2 separate regions of the Homo sapiens genome follow, and region 1 is linked to region 2. The links are chromatin contacts, found by Hi-C or POLR2A ChIA-PET in ENCODE. All regions are on one chromosome and are shown on one strand. Each heading gives the region's core, a stretch centred on a gene start or an enhancer-like site at or near the end of the contact. The rest is flanking DNA. Distances are from core to core; before and after follow the strand shown.

Evidence for each region. Hi-C counts contacts between places; a loop is a spot of excess contacts on that map. ChIA-PET counts read pairs that join two places held with the same protein, here RNA polymerase II (POLR2A). Pooled maps may share reads with other maps.
Region 1: a map of naive thymus-derived CD4-positive, alpha-beta T cell shows a loop between it and region 2 (5-fold over the local background). The contact joins the promoter of CREB3 here to the promoter of BAG1 in region 2. A Hi-C loop is called at or near these places in 1 of 168 maps with a recorded cell type or tissue (naive thymus-derived CD4-positive, alpha-beta T cell) and 6 of 50 pooled maps. POLR2A ChIA-PET finds 5 or more read pairs at or near these places in 1 of 52 experiments (T-cell).

What each region holds. Positions count from the first base shown.
Region 1 is chr9:35,731,332-35,737,035 of GRCh38, reverse strand. CREB3 (cAMP responsive element binding protein 3) reads right to left here and starts at 4,370. Exons shown (of 9, transcript NM_006368.5): 1 at 4,135-4,370; 2 at 3,893-4,040; 3 at 3,754-3,821; 4 at 3,551-3,640; 5 at 1,821-1,927; 6 at 1,662-1,730; 7 at 904-988; 8 at 725-809; 9 at 37-644. The coding sequence starts at 4,263. The coding sequence ends at 310. TLN1 (talin 1) reads left to right here and starts at 4,841. Exons shown (of 57, transcript NM_006289.4): 1 at 4,841-4,961. It overlaps MIR6853 (microRNA 6853), which reads right to left and starts at 4,114; the gene lies at 4,041-4,114. GBA2 (glucosylceramidase beta 2) reads left to right here. Exons shown (of 17, transcript NM_020944.3): 17 at 1-170. RefSeq lists enhancers at 4,245-4,334, 4,385-4,434, 5,235-5,284 and silencers at 4,565-4,724, 4,765-5,054.
Region 2 is chr9:33,260,294-33,266,005 of GRCh38, reverse strand. It overlaps BAG1 (BAG cochaperone 1), which reads left to right and starts at 1,298. Exons shown (of 7, transcript NM_004323.6): 1 at 1,298-1,782; 2 at 3,176-3,304; 3 at 4,837-4,919. The coding sequence starts at 1,332. It overlaps CHMP5 (charged multivesicular body protein 5), which reads right to left and starts at 957. Exons shown (of 8, transcript NM_016410.6): 1 at 859-957. The coding sequence starts at 927. RefSeq lists enhancers at 750-989, 1,520-2,109, 2,240-2,289 and a silencer at 1,170-1,489.

The DNA of each region.
Region 1 (5,704 bases), core at 3,121-5,620, 2.5 Mb before region 2:
GCCAGTAAATGGGGGTTGAGGGTGACCTAGGCAGCATTAGAATCACTTATTTATTTCTTTCCTCACCTGTTCCCTGACTGCGTGAAATGTTCAGGGAGGTCAGTTGATTTCCCCAGGTACATTCATGGTGTGACAGACACATGGGTACAAATAAAAGACCCAGAAAGCCATTAAGTGTGGTGTGTTTGAGCCCTCAGTCGTCCTGACAGGGCACAGGAGCTGCGGCCAGCCCTTGCCCACCGCTTTTTATTTGGACACAGATGGGGAGCCCCCCAGGCTCCTGCTGAGACCCCCCACATATCCTCATATCTAGCCTGAGTATCTGTCCTGCAAAATGACAGAGGGGCTACCAGTAGGAAGCCATCCTCCCTTCCTTGTGAGATTTGCCTGCAGGGGGAGGATGGGACCTCGGCAGAGAGGCTCTGAGAAGAGGTCAGGGAATGGCCACTCCAGGGGAGGCTCTGCACTGGGAGCCTGAGGCATGTAATGCAGCAGGCAGGAAGTGTTGCCAGGGGCCTGGAGTACACAGTCTGAGCCGTCCAACCACTGGTGTGTGCTGTCTTTCGGCACTTCTGACTGCAGGGCAGGCAGCTCCAGCTGGTAAGGGTCCTCACTGGGGAGGGCACGAAGCTGGCGGGACAACACTGAGGAGACAAAGAATCTTCAGAGGCCAACCCAGACCTCTCCCCTTGCCCTGTCTGAGAGCTATCCTTAAGCCTCTTACCTCCATGCTCAGCTGGCAGGCTCCCCCTTGTGTCAGAGGAGTACATAGCAGGTACAAGGAGGAGGCAGAAGGAGACTAGTAGGACCTAGAGCACAGGAAAAAGGAGATGAAGAAGGGCTCTGGATTGCCCTGTCCCCACCAACTGAGAAAAGGATTTCTCCCCTCATCACCATCCTCACCAAGATGCAGGTGCTGCTGCTGCTGGTTTTGTTTGATATCTCAATCACCATGGCCTGGAGTTTCCTCAGTTGATCTAGAAGGGACCTAGAGGAAGAGAGGGGCCAATAGTGAGCATCCCCTGGCCTAGCATCCTGAGACACAGTGAAACTCCTGTTCAGGCCACCTCCTCCATCTCTGCACTGGATCCTCTCTCTTACTTTTCATTCTATTTTTGCAAACGACTTCTTCCTCTCTGGACAAAATGCCTGAAGTTCCTCATTAAAACAACAACAACAACAAAAAGCAAAAACAAAACAAAACAAAAAAACTCTGCCAGGACTTAACCTCCTTTGCGAATATCATCAGTCGTTCCCCACTGTCTGATCAGCTATGCACATAATCCTCACCAGGCATTTTCTATGTTCTCTACCTTCTGTCCCAGCTCATGTGTGTTAAGAGTTCCAGCCCAAGATGACTATGCTGGACTAGTCCTCTTGCCTAGGATGCTTTCTCTCTGCCTAGAATGCTTTCCCAACCCAACCCCAGAATCCTAACTACTATGAAAGCCCATGACGTCTTTCTTACCCCCTTTCTTTTTCTTGGTACTTAACTTATTCTTAGTTACTTGTAAATGTATTCCTCACTACTGGGAGCTTCTTGGAATCAGAGACCTAGTGAAGGCAGCTGCCCAGTTAGAAATCAAGTGTAGGGCAGGGGAAAGAGTGAGAAAGCATTAAATGAGGGGCATAGGAAGGGAATGGTTTGGAGGGATACTTACAAATTCTGTTCCTCCAGAAGCTGTACTTTGTTCTGAAGCTCCATATTCTGGGCTGTGTATTTCAAGACCCTGGGGGAAATAACAAAGATACGGGGATATGGCCTGTATCCTCCCTTCAAAAACCTAATACTTACAACAGAGTCCCTCTCCCTTTCATACCTGCTCTCTAAACCCCCAACATACACCTTCTTTTTCCTGCGGCTCTCTTGAGCAGATCTTTTATTTCGAATCTTCCTCCGCACACGTTTCAGAATTTGTTCCTCTGTCTGAAAGGAAACAGGGAAAGGGATATCATTAGAGGAACTCTAGAAAAAGGAGTTGAAACGCAACTGAGATCAATCTCTTTCCAATACAGAAATCCCTTCTACAGCTTCCCTGACCAACAGGCATTCAGATTCTTTCTGAATGCCTCCACGGACCAGGTGTTAACCCTAACAAGCCAGACCATTTTAAACTATTAAAAAAAAAACTGGTCGGGCAGTATTCAGGCGACGTGGCTCATGCCTGTAATCCCAACACTTTGGGGAGCTAAGACAGGAGGACCGGTTGAGCCCAGGAGTTTGAGACCAGCCTGAGCAACATAGTGAGACCTTGTCTCTACTAAAAATAAAAAATTAGCCGGGTGTGGTGGCACATGCCTGTGGTCCCTGCTACTCAGGAGACTGAGGAAGGAGGATCACTTGAGCCTGAGAGGTTGAAGCTGTAGTGAGCCATGATCTCGCCACTATTCTCCAACCTGGGCAATAAAGCAAGAACCTGTCTTCAAACAAGCAAATAAAAACTTCCTTATCCTGAACCAACAGCTGCCTCCTTATAATTTCTATCCGTTGGACTTACCTAGTATCTCTGGGGCCAAATAGAATAAACCCTGTTTAGCTATTTTAAGGCACTTAACATTTCCTCAGAGCTTAAAGAAAAAAAAAAAGACAAAATTTTTAACTCATCTTCTCAGGATAGACTGCATCCTCTTAGTATCTGTCAAAGATGTGCTCTAGCCAGTATCAAGGAAAGCAAGAGAGTGACTTGTAGAGACAATAACTCTATTGCTACAGTTTCCAAATCCCATGAACTTTCTTAGTAGCCACATCACACTGCTGACTCATCTTGTACTTTGAAGAAATTAAAATTCTTCACTTTGGGAGGCCAAGGTGGGTAGATCACTTGAGCCCAGGAGTTCGAGACCAGCCTGGCAACAAGGCAAAACCCCATTTCTACTAAAAATACCAAAAAAAAAATTGCCGGGCAGGGTAGTGTGCACCTGTAGTCTCAGCTACTCGGGAGGCTGAGGTGGGAGAATCACCTAAGCCCAGAAAGTCAAGGCTGCAGTGAGCCATGATCACATCAGTGCACTCCAGCCTGGGCAACAGAGCAAGACCTTGTCAAAAAATATATATATATTCCTGTAACCTTTCTATTAATGAGCACTGATTTCATCATAGTACCCCAGTACTCTGCTTGTGAAGTTGCCACTCATTGCTTAAAACTGAAAACTAAGGATTTTACATTTATTCATGTACTGCTTAGTCCAACCCTGTTGAACTCTCTAAACAGTTCTACCATTCAGCAAGAGGTGGATTACTATGAAGCCAACGAAGTGTCAAGGCCCTTCACTTACACAGTCCTTTCCAAGGCCCAATACTAATGTTGCACTGATAATTTTGAGTTATTTTTTTAACAGAACACCAAAATTTGTATAAGCCCAACAAAAACGAGGATCTGCCCTTGCATCTGGCATATTGTGTACCTGCCTCAACTTCCTATTAGCAATAAATCTACTAAGTTTCTCACCTCAATCCTTTTTTAAAGTTATTGATATAAAGTTAACAGAATTTGCCTACTTGGGACTTTTAATCCCTTTTCAGCCTTTGTTCAACCAATGAGAGTCTTACCTTAGTGAGAGGAAGTGTCTCAGGCAGAATAAGCCCCTCCTTCTCCAATAGACTCTTCTCCTCATCTGTCAGTACTAGCCTAGCAATCTCCTAGGGTAACAAGAAAGTGGACGGCAGTTGCATGGGGATGTCAGAGAGGAATGGGGAATCCTGCCCCCACCTGGGGAATGTGAGAGTAATCTCCTGAAAATCAAGTCAAGTACCTGCTCTGCCAGCTCCTCCATATGCTGTGGAGTCATCTGGGTCCCCTCTTTTCTACAGCTCTCACTCTCTGCAAAAGGGAAAGTATGAATAGCCAGGCCCATGAACCCTGTCCTCCCCGCAAACTTATTTCAGACTCACCTAGATCCATAGAGACAGTTTCCCGTGGGAGGGAGTAGGTGTGGTCATGGTGGACAAGGCAGGGGTTGGAGGAGCTGAGAATGTTCAACGACGCTGGGGGACTCAGCAGGGAGCACAGCAAATCATCTACTTCCCAGTCGCTCGGTACCTGCGCAGGGTTCCAATGAACAGGCCTTGACCTTATCACCATCACCTGACTTCATGGACATCCCACGCTTTCCCCAGTCAGAACCCCAACCTACCTCAGAAAGCGGCAGCGCCCAGTCCAGTGGGGCCCTCACGGCCTCATCGGGTGCCGTCCCCAAATCTCCACTTTCCTCTAGCAGGAAGGCCAGCAGGTCTTGGTCACCAGCATCCAATTCCAGCTCCATTTGGGACAACTACGGAAAGGGTGGGCCACCGGGCCCCAACGTCCGAAGCCCAGACACGAGCCCCAGGCCAGCTGTAGGCCTCGGGCACCTATCCACTGTCCCTCTACGGCCGGGATTCCCCGCCGGCGGCTTTCCATAGCCCTCTCCGGACCCGCCTCCCAGGCTCAATTCTCCTCAGCCTCCAACGCAGCGAAAGTGACGCACCCCACCCCGTGGCACTGTGGGACTTGGAGTTCCCTCCAACTGAGAAGAGGCTTGGGTGCAGCGCCACGTCCCAGGGGCTATGCAAATGTAGGGGACGGCCCTGCTGCCGCCTCGCACCCCGAGGGCGGGGGTTCCGGGGCTCCGGCTCCGCCTTCTACCCCAAGCTAGAAAAAGGAAGAGTTCTAGCCTGAAAGGGAACTCGGGCGTCGTCCTGGCGTCCTCTCCGGATTGCGCCGCACCCTCGCTTCCTGCCAGGGAGGGGCTGCCGGGCTTTGGCGGCTCCCGAGCATCGAGAACGGGGCCAGAGCAGCTTCCTGCCTGCCCCCCGCGACCATAGAGCGCGGGCCCAGGGCGCCGCCCGCGGGTGGGGGACGTTCCCAGGACGGAAGTGGCCGAGAGAGTGTCGAAGGGAGGGCGAGGCCGGAGCCCGAGGGCGACCCGAGAAGCGGCGGGGCGGCGGGCCGGCGGGCGGGGCGCAGAGCCAGGCAGCGCAGGTAGGCCAGACCGGGCCGGGCGGGGGCCTTAGGGTGGGGCCGCGGGGCCTGGCCCCGGGGCGGGCGGGCCCTGCCTCTCTTGCGTGTCCGGTTCGGGTCCTATTAGTTGGAGAGGTCAGCGTCCAGCGCATCTCGGCTTGAGCTCGGCGTGAAGTAGGCCGTCTTGGGGAAGACAGGCCTTTCCTGGGAGCAGTCCTATGTCTGGGATAGGCTTTGGGGAGCGTGAGGAGTCGGGTGGCAGCGGGGCGCAGGGCGGGGACGGGCTTTGGTGTTAGCTGATAGCGGGCATGTGGGTAGGAAAGCTTTGGGTGAGTTGGGGATTAGGTGGGGTCCGTTTAGGAATCAAGGGTCGCTATAGGAGTTAAAAGCTGGGGTTAAAACTTAAGAGTTAGTGTGAGTCAGGTCCGTTTTAGATAGGTAAGGTTTAGATTACGGTCATTATCTTGTTTGCTGGGATGGCCATCATACGTCATAATTTGAGTTCAGGGTCAGGTTAAGGGTCAACAAACAACAGGAATCAGGTTAGAGCTTGTTTGAGGGATTAAAGAATGTTGGCATGGTCGGTGTTAAGGATAAACAGTGAAAGCGTGAGTTAGGAATCAAATTATAAATGAACTTTAGGCTTAGGGGTCAACATTTAGGGTTAACATCAGGGGATTTGGTGCTAAAGGCAAAACTTAGATCAGTTTCAGGGATCAGGGATTGGATATGAGTCTGTGCTAGGAAAGGGATGAATGTCCAAG
Region 2 (5,712 bases), core at 49-2,548:
GGGGAAAATATCAAATGCACTGGTAGTTACTGCAATACACTTATTCCAGAAGGGGCAGGTAGAGAGGAAGGAATACAGAGGAAGAAAAGAGGAGCTTAAGGGGAAGGGTGAAAAACAGTGGTTCACAAAGAAGGGTATTCCCAACCAGAAACCCTGGGCTTTATAAATTATTCTCTTACCCCCCGCCACACTGCCCCGATTCTGATATACCAGGTAGCCTTCAAGTGGGTTGGGGCAGAAAATAATTTGAGAATCACTGAGTTGAGTTGGAATTTCCCTAGAATCAGAGACTAGCCAGGCTGAGAGTTCCTCCAAGAGGCACATGAAATGGGCCAGTGCCAAGTGAAACCAGCTGATTGTAGATCTAATGCCATTCCCTAAATCGGGGATGGTGGCTTAATCTGAGGGGCTAGGGTTCTGAGTTTTGTGTTACTGAGATCCAGGACGAAGGCACAGATATGTTGACCTAGGATATCAAGCTGAGTCCTGATGTGGACTGGGGATGACAGATGGAAGAAGGGTAAGGGATCAGGCAGGATGAGGTGGGAAGGGTGTATGGGCCTAGGGCTGGGTGAGGTGAGAGGATCAAGGCGAGAGCGAGTGGACGGGCAATGGGCATCAAAACGGGTTGGGTGCTGGCAGGGCAAGGCAGTGATGGGGTTAGGGGTTCCCTGGTTTGTGGCGTTAGGAATGACTTGGGTAACAGGGATGAAGGGGAGAAGGTGAGATAGAGAGGGACGACGTGTAAGGGGCCCAGGACCCGAAATGAAGTGGAAGAATATGGGCCCGGGGCTGGGGGTGGGCGGGGTCGGGTGTGTCAGAGGTCCTGAGCCTACTTATGCATGATCAAATGCCCACCGTGCCAATGCAGTCAGTCAGGCTGGGCGGCGGAGCCTTGGGTTTCGCTTTCCCGAAGAGTCGGTTCATCTTGAGCAGCCGCGAAGAAACCCAAACACTAGAGCAAAACCAGAAACGGAAGCAGAGTCACTCCCGCCTCGACTTCCGGCCCCTCCGTGCGCAAGCGCAATATGCCTCCTGGCGTTTCCCGATTCTTTTTCCGGATTTTCAGCCGGGTCTTCCGGGGATGGAGAGCAAAAGGACTTGGTGCTCTCGGAGAGAGCCTGCAGGGGGCGGGGTGTTGGTAGAAGGAGTGGGAGGGGTTTTACTGTAGCAAGGCGGGGCCTCAGTTGAGTGGGTGGGGCCTGGAGGCAACTAACGCGGCATAGGGCGAGGGCGGGGCCGGCAGGCCGGGGCGGGGCTGGGAAGTAGTCGGGCGGGGTTGTGAGACGCCGCGCTCAGCTTCCATCGCTGGGCGGTCAACAAGTGCGGGCCTGGCTCAGCGCGGGGGGGCGCGGAGACCGCGAGGCGACCGGGAGCGGCTGGGTTCCCGGCTGCGCGCCCTTCGGCCAGGCCGGGAGCCGCGCCAGTCGGAGCCCCCGGCCCAGCGTGGTCCGCCTCCCTCTGGGCGTCCACCTGCCCGGAGTACTGCCAGCGGGCATGACCGACCCACCAGGGGCGCCGCCGCCGGCGCTCGCAGGCCGCGGATGAAGAAGAAAACCCGGCGCCGCTCGACCCGGAGCGAGGAGTTGACCCGGAGCGAGGAGTTGACCCTGAGTGAGGAAGCGACCTGGAGTGAAGAGGCGACCCAGAGTGAGGAGGCGACCCAGGGCGAAGAGATGAATCGGAGCCAGGAGGTGACCCGGGACGAGGAGTCGACCCGGAGCGAGGAGGTGACCAGGGAGGAAATGGCGGCAGCTGGGCTCACCGTGACTGTCACCCACAGTGAGTGTCGGGCGCCAGGTGGGCTCCATGCAGGTCCCGAAAGCCCGGCGGGGTCTGTGGGTTTAGTCACGTGTCCTCCAGAAGCGTGTGACCTTGCGCTTGTCCTGGCGTCCGGAAGCGTGGGTTATTGGTTGTGTCCGTGGAACTGTCTTTTGTCCCGGGCTTGTGTCTGTACACTTTTCCATGTGGCCGGTGTATTTTGTCTCTGGTCATTTGTGCGATCCTGGGTGTTTGAGCTTCTCCGTGCTTTACGTCGTGGGCCTGGTTGTGTTTGTGTGCCCGCGCAGTTATTGTGCCCTTTGTGTCAGGCATATATTGGGCCATGTGGTCTACGACTGCTCCGTGTGTGATAAGTCAGAACTTCGTGCATGCCGGGGTGCTCCTCGTGTGCTGAGTGCCTTCTCCGTGTGCGCCGCTTGAGTTGGCCGTGGGTCCAAGCGTTGTACTCTGGGCACCCTTTGGGTCTGCCTACTGTTGGAGTTGACACACCACCAAATGAAGTCAGTACACCGGAGAGCTGAGTCCATGAGGTTTCTCTAGAACCAGCTAGGGGAGGCCCAAGGGTCTGGGAATCTGGAGACCTGGATTCTAGATCCTGCGGTTTTGAGTGACCTTGGGATGGACGGCTTCTTCTAAGAATCCGGTTTCTCCTCTGTGAAGTAGATTTGGTAACCCTGGCTCCTGCTGACCTCACGGAGCTGTTGGGGGAACCAAACCTTGGTGTAATGTACTGTACACAGGCTCCCTCCTTGCTGTCCGCATCCCTGGAAAAGAATTGGCGTCTCTTCTTCAGAAAGAAAGGCTCTGCTGTTCGTATGCATTTGTCTGTTTACTTAGCACAAATCATGGATGCACTCAAGTGTGTTCAGTGGGAGAGACTTGGAGGAAAACAGTCACTTGCCCATTACAGCAAGCGAGACGAGACCAATACAATACAGGGTACAGGGCAGTCAAGCCACAGGAAGCAGATGGCTTGTGATGAAAAAGGTGGGCTTGGGAATCAGCTAGATCTGATATCAACTTCTGATTCCAACAGTTGAGTCTCCATAGGCAGTCCTTAACTTGCCTGAAGTCACAGTTTGCTCATCTGTGAAATAAGAAGTAATAGGTAGATCTACTTCGTGGGGTTTATCTGAGGATTAAATTAGATTATGCATGAAATGCTTAAAATGTTAGCAGATATCATTCATATTGTTAGTTATTATAATAGAGGAAACAGAGATACTTGAGGAGGTCACCAGAGGAAAGCTGGGTGGCATGGGGGCAGGCTCTGTGGAGTAGGTGGCATATGAGCTGGGCCTTGAAGGCTGGGTAAATAAATGTGATAAAGTGTCATCCTATATTGGTGTATGTGAAAGAATCATATTCGTCAAATGCTTTTCTTTCTCCCCAGGCAATGAGAAGCACGACCTTCATGTTACCTCCCAGCAGGGCAGCAGTGAACCAGTTGTCCAAGACCTGGCCCAGGTTGTTGAAGAGGTCATAGGGGTTCCACAGTCTTTTCAGAAACTCATATTTAAGGGTAAGCATTTCTTTTTCTTTCTTTCTTTTTCTTTTTTTTTTTTTGAGACGAAGTTTCACTCTTGTCGCCCAGGCTGGAGTGCAATGGCACGATCTAGGCTCACTGCAACCTCCGCCTCCCGGATTCAAGTGATTCTCCTGCCTCAGCCTCTCAAGTAGCTGGGATTACAGGTGCATACCACCATGCCCGGCTAATTTTTGTATTTTTAGTAGAGACAGGGTTTCACCATGTTGGCCAGGCTGGTCTCGAACTCCTGATCTCAGGTGATCCACCCGCCTCGGCCTCCCAAAGTGCTGGGATTACAGGTGTGAGCCACTGCACCTGGCCAAGGGTAAGCATTTCTTTTCCGGCTTTTCCTTATGGCCAAAGGACAGTTTTAAAACTGCTGAACTTTTCCTAATAGTCACTCTGTTTTCAAACTGGGACAATTTTTATTTATTTGTTTATTCATTCAGTTCTTCAACAGATATTTATTGAGGACCTGCTAGGTATTGGACACTCTCAAACACCTGGACAGGTGTCAGATTTGAAGTCTTATGATGATGGCAGAAATCTCACCATTTTCGATGAAGCTCATGGGCAGTCTTCCCTCGCTAGGTTAGATCATCTTCCCATTATATGTTACCATGGTACTCCCTGCTATTTTTGCATCACTTCTATGAAATTACTATTAAATAATCATTTTCTTAGTTGCTTAACATCTGATTTCTCTGTTAAAATAACAGCCTCCGTGAGGGTGGAGATACTGCTGTGTTTCCAGTGCCTCCCATTGTTCTGACTCAAAGGAGGTTTTGAGCAAACTTACCTGAGGCCTGGATGTGGCGGGCTCAGTGGATGCATGATGCTCATTTCTGCCAGGACCCACACCCTCCTGGCCCCTGCCCTCTGTCTTCCCACCCCCCTGAGAATCTATCATTCTGGTATCCACTGGGGAAAGACTTACCCCATTGGGTGTCAGTCATTATAAAGAATTTAGTAATAGGAGGCATTTTTATTTATATTTCATAGTGTAACATATTGTCTTTAATTTTTAAAAATATTTTATTTCTGAATTATAAAGACAATAGAAATTCATGTTTCAAAATAGAGGAATGCATGAAAAAGAAAATGTTCCCCTGGATAAAACCCCTCATAATAACACTGTGTCATCAGCATTCATTGTGGTATTGGGGTTTCCTGCAAAAAATGAGCTTTAATGGCTACTGTAGACCTTAATGCCTACTGAAGACTTTAAAGTCTTCTGTAGTGTGGTTCGTTGGTCCCTGATTCCTGAATATTTGGCTCTTTCCAGTTTCTCACTATTATGAAAAGGTTGCACTGAATATTATCGTATAGTAGTTACTGTGGAGTCGCATGTCCAATTATTTGTTTAGGATAAATATCTGGAAATGAAATTACTGGGTCATGACACCCTCTAAAAAGATACCAGTTCTCATTAGTGAACACACTTGTCTATTTCCTGTATCCTGCTGAAATTTATTTTCAGTGTTGTACAATTATTACAACTTGGCCTACCTTTCTCCTCTTTTTAGGAAAATCTCTGAAGGAAATGGAAACACCGTTGTCAGCACTTGGAATACAAGATGGTTGCCGGGTCATGTTAATTGGGAAAAAGGTAAATTGCTTTTTCCATCAGAAATCCTCAGAATCAAATGACTGAAGTCTTTTATACATGTTTCTGTTTAGAAGACCAAACTGGGGACCCAGATTCTGCATTGATAAAACACCTCTCTAAACAAATACAATCTTTATTGGTTTTACAGGATTACCAGTTTTGTTGTTCTCATACCCTCCTGCTCCTGTTGGTTAGAACTTTTGCTCTAGGAATTAGGAGCGGTTGTGCTGCCTTAATAATATGTTTTTTGTTTTGGTGGTGGAATCTTGGTCTGGTTAAAATGGTGCCTGGGACAGGTCTCATTCACTTGGAGTAGAATTTGCAAGAGTCTTTTGTTAAAATAAACTTGTAGATATTAAGAATAATCACTCTGTTCCAGTTCAGGAGCCTCTCTCCCTTTAACCAACCTTTTAACTAAAATCTCCCACAAGGGAAAACCTTCGACTGGAAAGGAAGGTTCAGACTAAAGAACTGAGGGGAAAAAAAGACAGATGAGGTCAGCAACCCTTAAGGTGATGAGAGAGGGCTGTGGCCAGCCCTGCATTGTGACACAGCAGAATTATGAGCATATGAAGTTCCCTTATTGTGAGTTAGGTGGCTGAGTAGAGAGAGGGCAGATAAACAAAGTGAAGGCAAAAAAAATCTAATCCAGACTTGGAACTGCCAGGAGACTGGAACTCAGGACTTGCCACAAAGAGAAGTGAATAATTTGGGATAGCATAACTAAGCAGAAAGCTGCTAGACCTATCTATCAATTGTTTACCTGAGAGAAGAGGGAAATATTCTAAATTTC